2 separate regions of the Homo sapiens genome follow, and region 2 is linked to region 1. Evidence: chromatin contacts called from ENCODE Hi-C or POLR2A ChIA-PET data. All regions are on one chromosome and are shown on one strand. Each heading gives the region's core, a stretch centred on a gene start or an enhancer-like site at or near the end of the contact. The rest is flanking DNA. Distances are from core to core; before and after follow the strand shown.

The links. A loop is a pair of places that touch in the nucleus more often than their neighbours do. ChIA-PET counts read pairs that join two places held with the same protein, here RNA polymerase II (POLR2A). Pooled maps may share reads with other maps.
Region 2: a loop to region 1 is called in a pooled map, with 3 times the contacts of the local background. The contact joins the promoter of KPNA1 here to the enhancer-like site in region 1. A Hi-C loop is called at or near these places in 3 of 50 pooled maps. POLR2A ChIA-PET finds 5 or more read pairs at or near these places in 2 of 52 experiments (Panc1 and activated CD4-positive, alpha-beta T cell).

What each region holds. Positions count from the first base shown.
Region 1 is chr3:121,429,707-121,435,967 of GRCh38, reverse strand. POLQ (DNA polymerase theta) reads left to right here. Exons shown (of 30, transcript NM_199420.4): 29 at 2,935-3,050; 30 at 3,551-4,537. The coding sequence ends at 3,664. Among named protein-coding and RNA genes, the nearest start is that of POLQ, 110 kb to the left of the region's middle. RefSeq lists an enhancer at 3,660-3,709. Within about 2 kb of position 3,652, at least 3 of the 41 ENCODE cell types and tissues checked have a DNase peak (open chromatin) inside an H3K27ac peak, as active enhancers do.
Region 2 is chr3:122,510,618-122,517,922 of GRCh38, reverse strand. KPNA1 (karyopherin subunit alpha 1) reads left to right here and starts at 2,984. Exons shown (of 14, transcript NM_002264.4): 1 at 2,984-3,166. LOC107984000 (a long non-coding RNA gene) reads right to left here and starts at 2,894. Exons shown (of 2, transcript XR_924403.3): 1 at 2,795-2,894; 2 at 565-898. RefSeq lists a silencer at 3,017-3,706.

The DNA of each region.
Region 1 (6,261 bases), core at 2,403-4,902:
AGAGCTCTTGTTTTTGTGGGTTATGTCTATATATTTACCATATTATAAATTAAAACAGGGAATTTTAAAACATTAACATTTAAAGTAATTACAAACTCACCATATTTTGACATGTCACATATTTTTATGAAAATAACTACATCTCTTAAGAACTAAAGAAAATTCTTGATAGGTGGCTTTATTTTACATATGTGTAAATCTCTTTAATGTTTGGCTTAAGAGAACACAGCTGGCTGTTTGTATCTGCTTCTGTATTCAATCTGTTGTAATATCACATGTCCTGTAACCCTCTTTGGGAAACTCTGTACAGTCTGGGATGATGCATGTCTCAATTTGTGGGAGACGGATGAGTTTCCCAGGATGTGGAATTTCACTTCTATACCAGGACAGTTGGCCACTTTGCTGCACTCTTACAAGAAAATAAAACTGAAAAAGGCAAATAGCCTCATAGTGTTATTATGAAAGTAATTTTGACTGCAGATTTTGGGATCCTCTGTGGTCTTCAGACCATACTTTAAGGATATGTTGATATTCCTATTTATGACCTTCAGTGTTCTCTGATCTTAGAATATACTCTTGATCTCTTTATCACATATGTTCCTTTGCTGATATTGTTTTCTTGTTCTTACTTTCAGAATATTTTCCCTGAGTTTTCCCTTTATTGCTTGGATAAATTATTTCTTGTACTAACAAGTACAGTGAAATTTTCTTTTTTTCTTCTGTCACATTCCATATTTCTGCTTTAAATACCATTTCACTGTCACTGAGATTGTCAAACCATGACAGCAGACTTTTTTTGTTTTTGAGACAGAGTTTCACTCTGTCACCCAGGCTGGAGTGCAGTGGCACGATCTCAGCTCACTGCAACCTCTGCCTCCTGGGTTCAAGGGATTTTCCTGCCTCAGCTTCCTGAGTAGCTGGGATTACAGGAGTGTGCCACCATGCCTGGCTAATTTAAAAAAATTTTTTTTTTAGTAGAGAGGGGGTTTCACCATGTTGTCCAGGCTCTTCTGGAACTCCTGACCTCAAGTGATCTGTCTGCCAAGCTTGGCTTCCCAAAGTGTTGGGATTACCAGCGTGAGCCATCACACCCAGCCAGGAGGCATGTTTTAAATTTTCCTGGGAAGAAATTAAGGTTTGGTGCATACAGAGGAAGAAAAAGCTGCTAGAGATGGGGCAGAAAGGTCATGATTAGTTATTGAGGATGAGATTTGCTATTTCTAGAAGAGACATACATACAGGTTATAGAGAATAATACAGCCAGTTATAACGTGTTCACTTACGTACAAAAATACGTAGATAACAAAAGTTTATTTTCTCATTAAGTGAGGATTATTAATATTGTCATCAGTCCCCCTTGAAATACCTGAGGCCCCTCATTCATTTTCAGTGTGGGACTATGTGTGTATATACACACACATACACATTTATATTTAATTGAGAGAGAATATATAATTAAACTCATTTGGGGAGTAATACTGTGCTGTGTGCTTTGGGGATTTAGAAGTAAAAGTTATCAATCTATCTTTAAATTTAAGTTCTATTTAAGAAAGGAGAGGAAGATATGATACCTGACTGAAGTATTTGTATTAATTCCACACAGCAGAGTGATAAATGTCAAAATGAGGATACAGACAGTAATGACTTTAAGAGTCAGTGGAAGGCGATATGGCTCTGTCGCTGAGGATGGCTTCATGATGTCATGCCAGCTTAAAGTAGCACTAGGTCAGTAGGATGAAAGGAAGGTGAGCATGAGGAAGCAGACCATATGGGGAACAAGAGCATCATGGCATTCTAGGTCAGAAGCCAGGTAGCCAAGGGAAATCAAGAGGGCAAAGGCATGGTCATCAGAAAGCAGAAAAGCTAGAGCATCCAGACAGTCAATGGTGTGAGCCAAGTGTGGCTTCATGGGGCAGATCCGATTTCAGCTGAACAGGTGAACAGAGGTACAGCCTTTGCAGTCCTAGTGTGGAAGCAGCTTGCTGCAGCCTCAGGTGATTTTGTTTGCTTACTGTGTGAGAGCCACCTCTGAGCAAACTGGCACTGCAGATAGTGACAGTTGAAGAACTCTCTCCCTGAGGGAAGCACCAGATACTGAGGGAGATGTTACTCATGCTGGACCTGAAAGATAAGTAGGGAATTTGGACAACAGAAAGGAAGATGACTACTGTGAGGTTTAAGCAAACAAGTAAAGGCAGTTCCAGTAAAGGTGTTCATGTTGAGCTTTATCTTTTTGGTCAGAAGGGCATAATCTGTACCACTAGATCCAGCTAATGAGGAAATAGTAACTAAGTCTAGTATATATTTTGGAGTTATGGCTACTGGAAGGTATGGATTATCTCCACAGAAAAACGTACAGACATAGACTCTTACATATAACTGCAAGGGGTTTATGTACTCTCTGAAGTCCACTTTGGGAGCCTAGGTTTTACAATTACTTGTTTGGAGTGTGTACGGTTCAATTGGGGAAGCACCAGTTCTATCACGATGACACTTCTGGCCATAAAAAGACATGAGGGAGTGTCCCCCTTAAGAAACAGTGCCTAACAATATTAGTTTGCTTTCCTGGGGCAGGAATCAGGCCCCATACCTCCCTGGTGCTATTACTCAGATGGTGGTTGGGGGACTCCATGGATAGAGAAAATGTTAGTTATTCATGAGAAATAAGTTGGACTAGAGCTTGGAGCAGAGTTCCTCACACCCCATTTACTGACTTCTTTGGGAGACTCCTTCTTTCTAGGAGGAAGTTTGTGAGTTTATACCGGATACTTAGGGTAGGTAGCGACCAGCAAGTAGTTATTTTCCTGATAGTTCTTATTCTTGTGTGTTTTAATCTTCTCATTAAAATTCCTCAGAGTTACTCAGAATCTCTAAAAACATTCTCCTATGACTTAGCGACATGCTGATCAGTTTTGCTCCTTTTTCATGAAGTAGGATTGTCACGAAAGAGAAAACTGCAAGGGATGTTCTGCCCAATCAGAGGAGGCTTCTTCATCCTTCAACTCCATGATGAACTCCTATATGAAGTGGCAGAAGAAGATGTTGTTCAGGTATTTTTGCAATGCTTGTGTCCATTCCATAGGAAGACAAGACACTGTATTGTCAGGCCGACAGCTTTGTTTCCTGTGCATGAGGATTTTGGAACTCTACCCTAGCCCTGGGATGGCTGTATAAATATTGAGTCCTTACAGGTAGAAAAGGAGCTAAGAGTGTTCCGTTTTGTACTAGTTCTTAATAAGTGAAGAATTGCCAATGCAAGATGTTTTTGTCTTGGAGGAATTAAACAAAAATTTGGAGTCTTTCCCTTAGGGTTTCTAAGCTCCAAGCATTCTAGCAAAAACTTTCAGAAATTCCTGCTCATCAGTGAAGAAGAGTATGAGATGTCTTTTTATTTATTCATTTATTTATTTTATTTTTTATTTTTTCTGATTTAGCATTTTAAGCACCATTGGGTGAAGAGCTCCAGTCTGGTTTATAACTTTCTCAGGGGATGGTTTGGGAAACATTCTTTGACTGGGCAGTTTGTTAACTACATTTTTTTTTTCCTTAGGTAGCTCAGATTGTCAAGAATGAAATGGAAAGTGCTGTAAAACTGTCTGTGAAATTGAAAGTGAAAGTGAAAATAGGCGCCAGCTGGGGAGAGCTAAAGGACTTTGATGTGTAACTGTGCTGTTGATGAAGTCCTCCCAGGGAAGCCTGTGCAGATGCAGTCACCTGGAAAGAACAGAGATTACCCTTTCACCTACCTCAGCAAAACAAACTTTCAAGTCTTGATAGACTTAGCCTAGTAATTTTATAGTGAGAGTTTCAAACTATATATCAGTGTCTATAGCATCAAAAACTTCTGGGGGCGTGGGGGAAGTAGAATACCAAGTATAATAGTTACATTCACTTTCAAAGAGCATCTATGAATTTGCCTTTTGTAACTTACTGTGGCTTTAAACATATTCAGAACAGATGCTTGAAATATGCACTTAGCACTTTGGTTCCACATCTGTCTGGGTAAACCATGAAGAAAATGAAGCTGCTGCCTCAATCGACCCAGACAGCAGCCATAGGCAGATAAAGATTTGGTTTCACCCTGGTGGTGGTAGGCATCGTGTGTGACTTTTTTTCCTCTAATATCAATTTTACAGTACGGAAATAGTATTTTAAAATAGTATTGGCTAATAAATTATGAATTCTATAAAGTAGTAAGACTTGGTATGGTTGGAGTGTAGGAATGAATATTCATGAAATGTTTCTTATTGCTTTTCCTTCCCTAATTCATACAATGAATGTATTTGGAATACTTACATATTATAAAATAAACTATACCTCTTCAAGAGGTATCCTGTTCTGTAAGATCAGATGTTTTTATTGCAGGTCAATATAATACTGCCAGAGACAGAAAATACCCCCTTATCAGTCCCTTAGTGCCTCTTTCTGTTTGTGGCATGGTGAGAAAACCCATGCTGAAAAGATTGTACTTTGTGATCCCAATCAGAGGGATGGAGCTAATCTTTTTGCTGTTGAAATAAAATGAATTTATGAGAAACTTTATATCAACAATTGTTTTGTTAAAAATTATAGTTGGTCTAAGAGTGTCCCTTATTTAGTTACTCCATAGCTTGTTCATAGGAAACACTGATTATATTCTTAATCAGTTACCAGAAGAGCTCTTTTATGTTTATTAATCAGAATAATGAAAAAAGATAGTTGCTTTATAAAATGTAATGCATTATCAGTAGTTGGGTATTAATGCATAAGAGACTTAGACATAGTTTTTTTGGGGTGGCAGGGTGAGAAAGGCAGAGATGGCAGCAGTAAGAGGGAAGAATATCATTATTTCTTTTTCCATATTTACCTGTACTATGTTTCTCAGAAGCTGAAGTGCTGTCAGTATTCTGGTAGGCTTGAAAGATCTGGCACAAGAGAAAGCTCAATCTGTTTACCTGTGAGTGTTCTTCAAACATGAGGGCAAGCAAAAGTCCCTTCTGCCTCATTCTCTGCAGCCATGGCCCAGCATGTGTAGTCACATGCATTTTCTCATTCTGTTTGACCTGTCAGCTGGACCTGAAACAGGCCATCCCCATTTTGCATGATTCAGATGTGCACAAATCCCAGTTACTATGGTTTACTTAATAACATGAGTCTCCCCTGCAACACAATTCAAATTTCAGTTACCAGTGGATATTAACTGTGAGTAACTGCATGAAATTCAAACTTCACTGATAGTTCTTCAAACCACAACCACTGTGTAAATAAGAAATGCACATTGTGTTATGCAGAATAATGCCCCCCACCCCAAAGTTCACATCCTAATTCCTAAAATCTGTGAACTATTATATTACATGGCAAAAGGGACCTTGTTGATGTGATTAAGTTAGAGATCTTGAGGTGGGGGATTATCCTGGATTATCTGAATGGTTCCATTGTAATCACCAGGGTCTTTATAAGAGGGAAGCAGATGGTCAGAGTCAGGGAAGATGTGACAACAGAAACAGAGAAAGATTTGAAGATGCTACACTGCTGGCTTTAAAGTTGGAAGAAGGGGCCATGAGCCAAGGAATGCAGGAACCCTCAAAAAATTGGAAAAGGTAAGGAAATGGATTCTCTCCTAGAACCTTTTGAAGGGATGTAGCCCCGCCAACACCTTGACTCTAGCCCAGTTAAGACCATTTTGGACCTCTGTCCTTTAGAACTGCAAGACAATTATTTGAATTGTTTTGAGCTAGTAAGTTTGTGGAATTGGTAGCAGTAACAGGATATTCATACATGCATCATGATGAGGACCAGTTACATCACTTCTTCCAAAGGCTGTCTGTGATTGGCTACTTCACATCTGTTATTCACTTTACTTGCAGATGGCAAAATGTAGTTGTGTTGATTGCTTGTCTCCCAGTGGTAAATCCACATTATACAAAAATGGATAATCAAAAGTAGAAGTTGGCTAATAAAGATCAAAGTGTACCAGAGAAGTAAAAAATAACACTGGAAGTGAAATTCAAATTGAACATAAATGGAATTACAGAAGAACTACCTGCCTGGGAATGCTGACACTACTGCTGTTTGAGATACAGTAGATAGGCAACCTGAGAAACAGTAAAGGCACAATTTACATAAATGAGGAAAATGGTTGTGACAAAAGGATAAAGATGTCCCAGAGGAAGCGATGCCAACAAAAAACTTCATTAATTTTTAATCTATAACTTTAATTCCATCAAAGTCTCATCAGGATTTTATATTTTTTAGATAGATAGTATCTTAAAACTCACCTGA
Region 2 (7,305 bases), core at 1,735-4,234, 1.1 Mb before region 1:
ACTACTAGTTGCTTTTTTTTTTTTTTTTTTGAGACAATATCTTGCTCTGCCACCCACGCTGAAGTGCAGTGGTGTGCTCAGACTCCTGGTCTCAAGTGATCCTCCCACCTCAGTCTCCTGAATAGCTGGGATTACAGGTGCGACTCACCATGCCCGACTAATTTTTTTGTGTGTTGAGATGGGGGTCTTGCTATGTTGCCCAGGCTGGTCTGGAACTCCTGGGTTCAAGTGATCCTCCTGCCTCAGCCTCCCAAAGTGCTGGGATTACAGGCATGAGCCACTGTTCCCAGCCTGCTATTTTATTTAATTGCATTTATGCAACAGAAAAGAAATACAACAGAATGCATAATTCTAAGTAAATATCTATTTTTCATGTTTTTATGTTCAAGTAATTTATATGTTAGATTGGCAAAAATTTAAAAAGCCAGACATTTCTAACTGTTAGCAAGTGAAGAGTATCTTATATACCGTTTCTAGAGTACAAATTGGTACAATCACTTTATGAAATAATCCAGCAATGTCTAGTGTATTAGTTTTCTATTGTATAATAAATTACCATAAACATAGTATCTTAAGACACATTTATTATCTCACAGTTTCTGTAGACCAGGAGTCTACGCACAGTTTATCTGTTTTCTTTGCTCAGGGTCTCACAAAACTGCTATCAAGGTTTAAGTCAGGCTGTCTTCTCATCTGGAGGCCACCTCTCAGGTTGTTGGCAGAATTCATTTCCTTGTGGTTGTGTGACTGAGGGCCCTGGCTTCTTACTGGTTGTCAGCTGCAGGCTGCGCTCAAGTTCTAGAAGCCGTCTGCAGTTCCCTGCCATTTAGTTTTCTCCATAGGCAGTTCGCAACATGACAGCTTGCTTCTTCAAGGCCAGCGAATCTCTAGCTCCAGTCTGGAAAGACAGTCTTATATAATGAAACGGAATCATGGGAGTGACATTCTATCACCTTTGCCATATTCTGTTGGCTAGAAGTAAGTCAAAGGTCCCACCTACACTCAAGGGGTGGAGATTATATAGGCAACACCAGGGACCAGAGATTATGGGGGCCATCTTAGATTTCTGCCTGATACATATAGTAAGGTTAAAGATGCAATGTCCTAGGATCTAGCAGTTTCCCTATACACAGTAGAGATGTACAAGAATGTTCACAGCAGCATTGTTTGTGACAGTAAAAAATACTGTTCTATACTTTCAAATTTCTCAAACTATAAAATGATATTGTCAGAGAGACAGTAGCTTATAAAACACCATGTATGGTATGATAACATTTTTGTAAAAGTAACATACATAGGAATTCAACTTCCAGCAATGGCCTACTGTTGTTTTCAATCAACCTTTCCACTACAGAGAACAACTGAACAAAATATAAAAACGTTAATGTACTGAAGAGCTACCAAGGAAGTGAGAATTTGTGAGTGCAAGGTCTGGAAGAAAAAGGAAGCCACCAGAGGTTAGCCTGATATTTGCCATCATTTTTCCAAAGCTAAGGTGATTGCTGACTCTGAAAGCAGTGGCTGAAACAGGGAGAAGAGCTTATGGCTGTCTCATGGGGCTTAGAAGGCCCACCAAAGAGAAGAGGCCCTAGTAAATACCCCAGACTTTTGGATGGGACCATCAAGGACTAGCTAGGAATAAGGGTGAACCGGAAATAAATTAGCTTTCCCAAAGACTGAAGACCGGCTCTGAATAATCAGTCTTAGTTCCTTATTGGAATAAGGTGATCTGTCTTCAGTCTAGCTGTGGTCAGGCAAACTTGCCCTTAAGTCTCTCCTGTTGAACACACCTTCCCTTTCCCCAGCCCCCTTGCTCAAACTCAACTCTGATCTTAGTAAACACAACATCAGCGGGAGAATGCTGATGCAGCAGAGAGAAGTCCAGGACAAATGAACATTGCATAACCTAGGATTCAGGTAGAGTGGTCCTCTCTCCTCTCCTCTTCCCTGGGACATTTATAAATGTATTAATCTACCTCATCTCTTTCACCTTGCTTCTTGGCATGTGTTTTAAATCTGTCTACTATTCCGTGATCCCTGCTAGGCTGGCTTCAGTTTTTCTTCTTTTGAAGCCACTACTCCATTTGCTCCCCCAAAGAATTCCATGAAATTTAACATTAGCAATCATTTGCTCCAAGTTTTCGTTTGAGAGCAGTTGAGAGTAAAACGAGTATGTGTTTCATGTAGTTTCATTATTATTATTATTATTATTGTTATTATTATTTTTGAGGCAGGGTCTCACTCCGGTTGCCCAGGCTGGAGTGTAGTGGCGCGATCTCGGCTCACTGCAGTCTCACCGTCAACCCCGGGCTCAGGTGATTCTCCCACCTCAGCCTCCCGAGTAGCTGGGACTTCAGGCGCCCGTCACCACCCCCTGCTAATTTTTGTGTTTTTAGTAGAGACGGGGTTTCGCCATGTTGCCCAGGCTAGTCTCAAAACTCCTAGCCTCAAGTGATCCACCCACCTCGGCCTCCCAAGGTGCTGGGATTACAGGTGTGAGCCACCGCGCCCGGCCCTTAATTATTTTTGATACTACGCATACGTTATCAAGCAAAGGGGATGGGAGATAACTAAAAAAGGAATGTCCAGAAGCTTCCTGCATTCATGCTGCATGTGAGCCCTTTAGACACGAGGCGCTGACCTACTAATTTTGTAATACTCCCTCAGCCTTCAATCATTCCATCATTCATTCCATCAACGCGTATTAGGTACTTAGAAGCTATACAGAGGTGAGCATCGATCCGCCCTGGAAGAGCTTAGCAAAGACAGGTTTGTACATATAACTTTCTCCAACCTTTGCCATGGTCTGCAAACCTCCTTCTTAGCGAGACCCCCTCCCCGACCCCCGACTCTTCACAGGCTGGGCGCTAACCATTAGGAATGTCCGGCGAGAGAGCGTTACAAGACTACGTCTCCCGGCAGCCTCTGCGACAAGCGCCGGAGGGGCGCGCGTAGGCGCTCGGGCCGGCCCCCGCACGCAGGCGCACTGCGAACGCCGGCTGAGCTGAGTCTCGCTGCTCGGTGCGAGGCGGCGGAGAGCGAGGCCTGGTGAGCACCGCCGAGGCGCGGGCCAGCTCTTCGAGGTTGTGCGCGGGAGTGGCACGGCGGGCGGGCGAGCGAGGGGCTAACTTCAGCGGTGGCACCGGGATCGGTTGCCTTGAGCCTGGTGAGTGCTGGGGCCTTGCGGCCCCGGCCCCTCCCCCTCCCGCCGGCAGATCCGGGCAGTCCCGGAGGGACTCAGGAGAGGCCCTGGGGCGAGGGCGGGTGCCGGCAGGGCCTAGAGCCGGGGTTCCTGGGCCGGACGCTCGCGCCGCGTCCGTGCGTCACGGGCCCGGCTGTCCTAACGGCCACAAGGCCGGCGGAGGAGAGGGTGGGGGTGGGGAGCCCTGGTGTGATCGCCATCGGGAACGCCGGTCGAGGCTAGGCGGGGCGGGGCGGCGTGGCGCGGCGGCGGGGCTGTAAGCGGCGCCGGGGACTGCGGGGCGCCGAGGCAGCGGGCGGAGAGGAGGCGAGCGCGGAGCCTGCGCCGCGGCCGGGCGGCGGGCGGGAGGCGGGGGTGGGCCGCGCAGAGCGCTGTGACAGAGGCAGGAAGGAGCAGGGGTGGCGTGTAAAAATTCTAACCCTGGCAAAAAGGGACCGTCTTGGGAATTCACAAGTTACAGACCGGGTCGGAGCCGGCGGCCCGGAGGGAGGTGGGGGAAGCGGGGGGTGGAGACGGCCGGCTGCAGTTTACCGATGTCATAACAACATGGGCCTGGAGCGGCTGATCGGGGGTGTGGTAATTATAGCAATGACAGAACTTGGTCTGCACGCCGCGTGTGCGATGCGAGGGAAGCAGCGAGGTATCGGATTAAGCTCAAAACGGGAGGAGGAAACAAGGATGACTGGAGTCAAGGAAGTCGTCATGAAGTAATGTTTTAGGATTGGGTCGTGTTCCACTTTTAAATGAAAGCGTTCAAAATATTTGATTTTTAAGGTTTCAACTCAGAACAAACGATTGCCGAGTTTTTGTTTGTATTTTAAAGAGATGGGGTCTCGCTATATTGCCCAGGCTGTACTCCAACTCCTGAGCTCAAACTGTCCTCTTGCCTCAGCTTCCCAAGTAGCTGGGACTAGTCTTGGGCAACCACACCCAGCTCTGCAGAGTATTTTTTTTTCTGAAACGTACTGTCAAGTAATATTAACTTGAATTTCACCCTTTTTTCTTAAATAAACGGTTGCTTAAAAATCTCTATTAGTAGATGAAGTGATTTCCCCCCTCCTGTTTTGTTTTTTTTTTTCTTAAGAGATGGAGTCTTGCTTTGTTTCCCGGGCTGATCTGGAACTCCTGGCCTCAAGGCATCCTCCCTACTAGCTGGAACTACAGGCGGATGCCACCAGCAAGGCTCATTCTCGACATTGTTTTTGTCTTAACTAGCTTTTGCATTTGTAATATTTTGAAAGCAGTACACAAGTTATTTTTCCCTCCTTTTTAAAGATCAAAGAGATGAAAATTTAATTTTTCAAAGGAAAGTAAGAATGAGTTCTGTTGTATTTTTACTGAAATATTCTTGGAAGACACTGTTTTATGGATAGATGAGACGTAAGAGAAAGTAAAGGAATTAACATTTATTGAGTTCTTTTTTCAGGTATTGTGTTAAATGCTTTACATATATTAAAAACATTTGAATCTGAAGTATCTGTTAATTTTTCTATTTTACAGATGAAAGCATTGACAATCAAATGTTAAGTAACTTACCTAAGGTCTTCCAGTTCTTGTTGAGAACAACCTTAGAACCCAAAGTTACTGCCATTTAAATTATTTCTCTCCTTTCATACTTTTTCGTTGTTTTCTTTATTTAATCCGTTCAATCAGCGAATACTTACAGAGTGATCTTCTAGACTTGGGGGGATATAGTCGCGATCAAAACTCACTGTCCCTGTTCTCATGGAATTTATAGTGTAGCAGGGAAAGCTAATATTACAAATATTGACTGCATAACATTTTGTCAGTTATTATAGTTGAGTAGCAACTGTAAAGCACTCTACTAAATAGTAAAGGCAGTTCAAATGGAAGCAGACAACATAAGCCTTGAGGAGTTTACAGTCCTGTAGGGCAACAAAACATACATTTATGAAAACCTAGAATAAACTAAATTAGAAAGGTATCACCTGAAATCACTATACTTGCATTATGGTATTTTTTATTTTATTTATTTATTTTTTTGGATGCTTGCTCTGTTGCCCAGGCTGGGCAGTGACGCGATCTCGGCTTACTGCAGCCTCTGCCTCCCTGGTTCAAGCAGTTCTCCTGCCTGAGACTGCCTGAGTAGCTGGGACTACAGGGGCATGAGGCCACACTCGGCTAATTTTTTGTATTTTAGTAGAGACGGGTGGTTTCACCGTCTTGCCCAGGCTGGTCTCGAACTCCTGAGCTCACGCAATCCGCCCTCCTCGGCCTCCCGAAGTTCTAGGATTACAGGCATGAGCCACCGCGCCCAGCCGCATTATGTTACTTTATAAAGTGGTTCTCGTAGAAGTTTCTTCACAGAACTATGATTTAATATACATCTTATCTAGAGCTGATACTTACCAAAGGGGCCATTAAAAACATCTTTTCTTCATTAATATCTAATGAAGAAATTTCTAATTTATGTATTGGTTCCTATAAAATACAGACCTTAGAGACAAATTCTTCCTAAGACCCCAGTATTAAGCTTTTTTTTTTTAAACTAATGATTGGTTTTATTAGATTATTTTTGTTTTGTAAGCCATCCTGTTTCTCTATACTTTGACTGTCAGGAGTCTCAGAGCTGTGTTCAATTTTTATAATTTTCTTTAGTCTCAACTATGTTAAGAATTATTTTATACGTAACCTGGAATTGCTGTCAGTTGTTTCTTGCATTATTTTCTTTATTCTCTGTTGCTCTCAATGGTCCTTTTACCTTTTCCCTTTTCCCTTTACATTTGAGAATAGGATTATATCTTATTCTTTGCATCTTCAGTGTTTTAGCACAGTGTTTGTTGAATTAATGATAAAATAGAGTTTTAATGATTTATGATGTCTGTGCTTTTAAGTCTACCAGATTGTTTTTAGATGTATGAGTACTGTGTATAAAATCAGTTAAGACCTTTGATTGGTCTTGCAAGTAAAGATGACTGACCTAGTGATAAAGATAACTCCTTGTTTTGTTTTAAGGTATCTTTGTACTTTGCATGGTGTTATGAATTTAGCCATAATAGGGAAGAAAACACTGGAAATGGTAAACAGTTAAATTAGCTGATTTGGGCTGATTTCTGTCTTTTGCTGCAGTAAGCAGGAGATGGCCTGAGGCCAACTGAGGGCCAGATAGGGCCTGCATTAGAAAATTTTGAGGTTGTACATTGGAAGAGTAGGGATGAAGACTGTGGGAATGTATGTTTCTTTCTTTCTTTTTTTTAAAGATGTTACAAACCTACAAAACAACATGAAAAAATGGTTCTGTCCAAGTGTTGTAGACTAATTGGGACAGTTCTTGAAAGCAGGCAGTAATCCAGAATGTGGATAATGGAGATAATCTCCTTCATATTAACAAGAATAATGCTGCCCTTCATATACAAAGATAAGTCTGCTTACTCATCATGATTGTTTTTCCAGCGTGAGGAGGGATATGTGCTGAGTCCATGAGTGCCTATATACTCTGTGAGCAACAAGGCAGGTTGGGGTCAGAATAGGCAGCTTGGGGTCAGAATAGGCAGCTTGGGGTCAGCTAGGGAACAGAAAGACCCGCTGAAAGTACTCTGACATCTATTGATGGGTCAGGTTCTGCATCAGGTGCTTTCACTTACTTGTTCTTGCAAAACCATTTTGAGGAGGTGATTACGTGTGCAAGGTGATTGGGTAACTCGCCTTACTTCACAAAGTAGTGGAGTTGGGATTCAAATAGGGCTGTTTGTACTGTGTTCACATTGATCGTTAAAGATTGGTTTTAGCCGTTCAGTCTCTTTGGCAGAACAAACTAGATGTAGTTTAACACCATGAAATAATACTGAAGATCTAATATAACCGTCGTGAGATTGTTCAAGTTCCTTGTTTTATCAACATTAAAAAAATAAAATTTTGGAATTAGAATACCTGAAAAGCAGCTGTTCCCTGTCCCAGCCTCTGCACTTGAAAAGCTACCATTTTCTTTCTTCTAGCTGTTTCCTCTTGTGTTTGCTTTCATATTTATAAATACAGTGACTTGCTTTTATTGCTATATCATGATATAGCAATTATAGATATTATTGGCTTTCGTCTAAGCAAGATGTTCCTTAGTGTTTCACATATATATTCACCTCACCTGC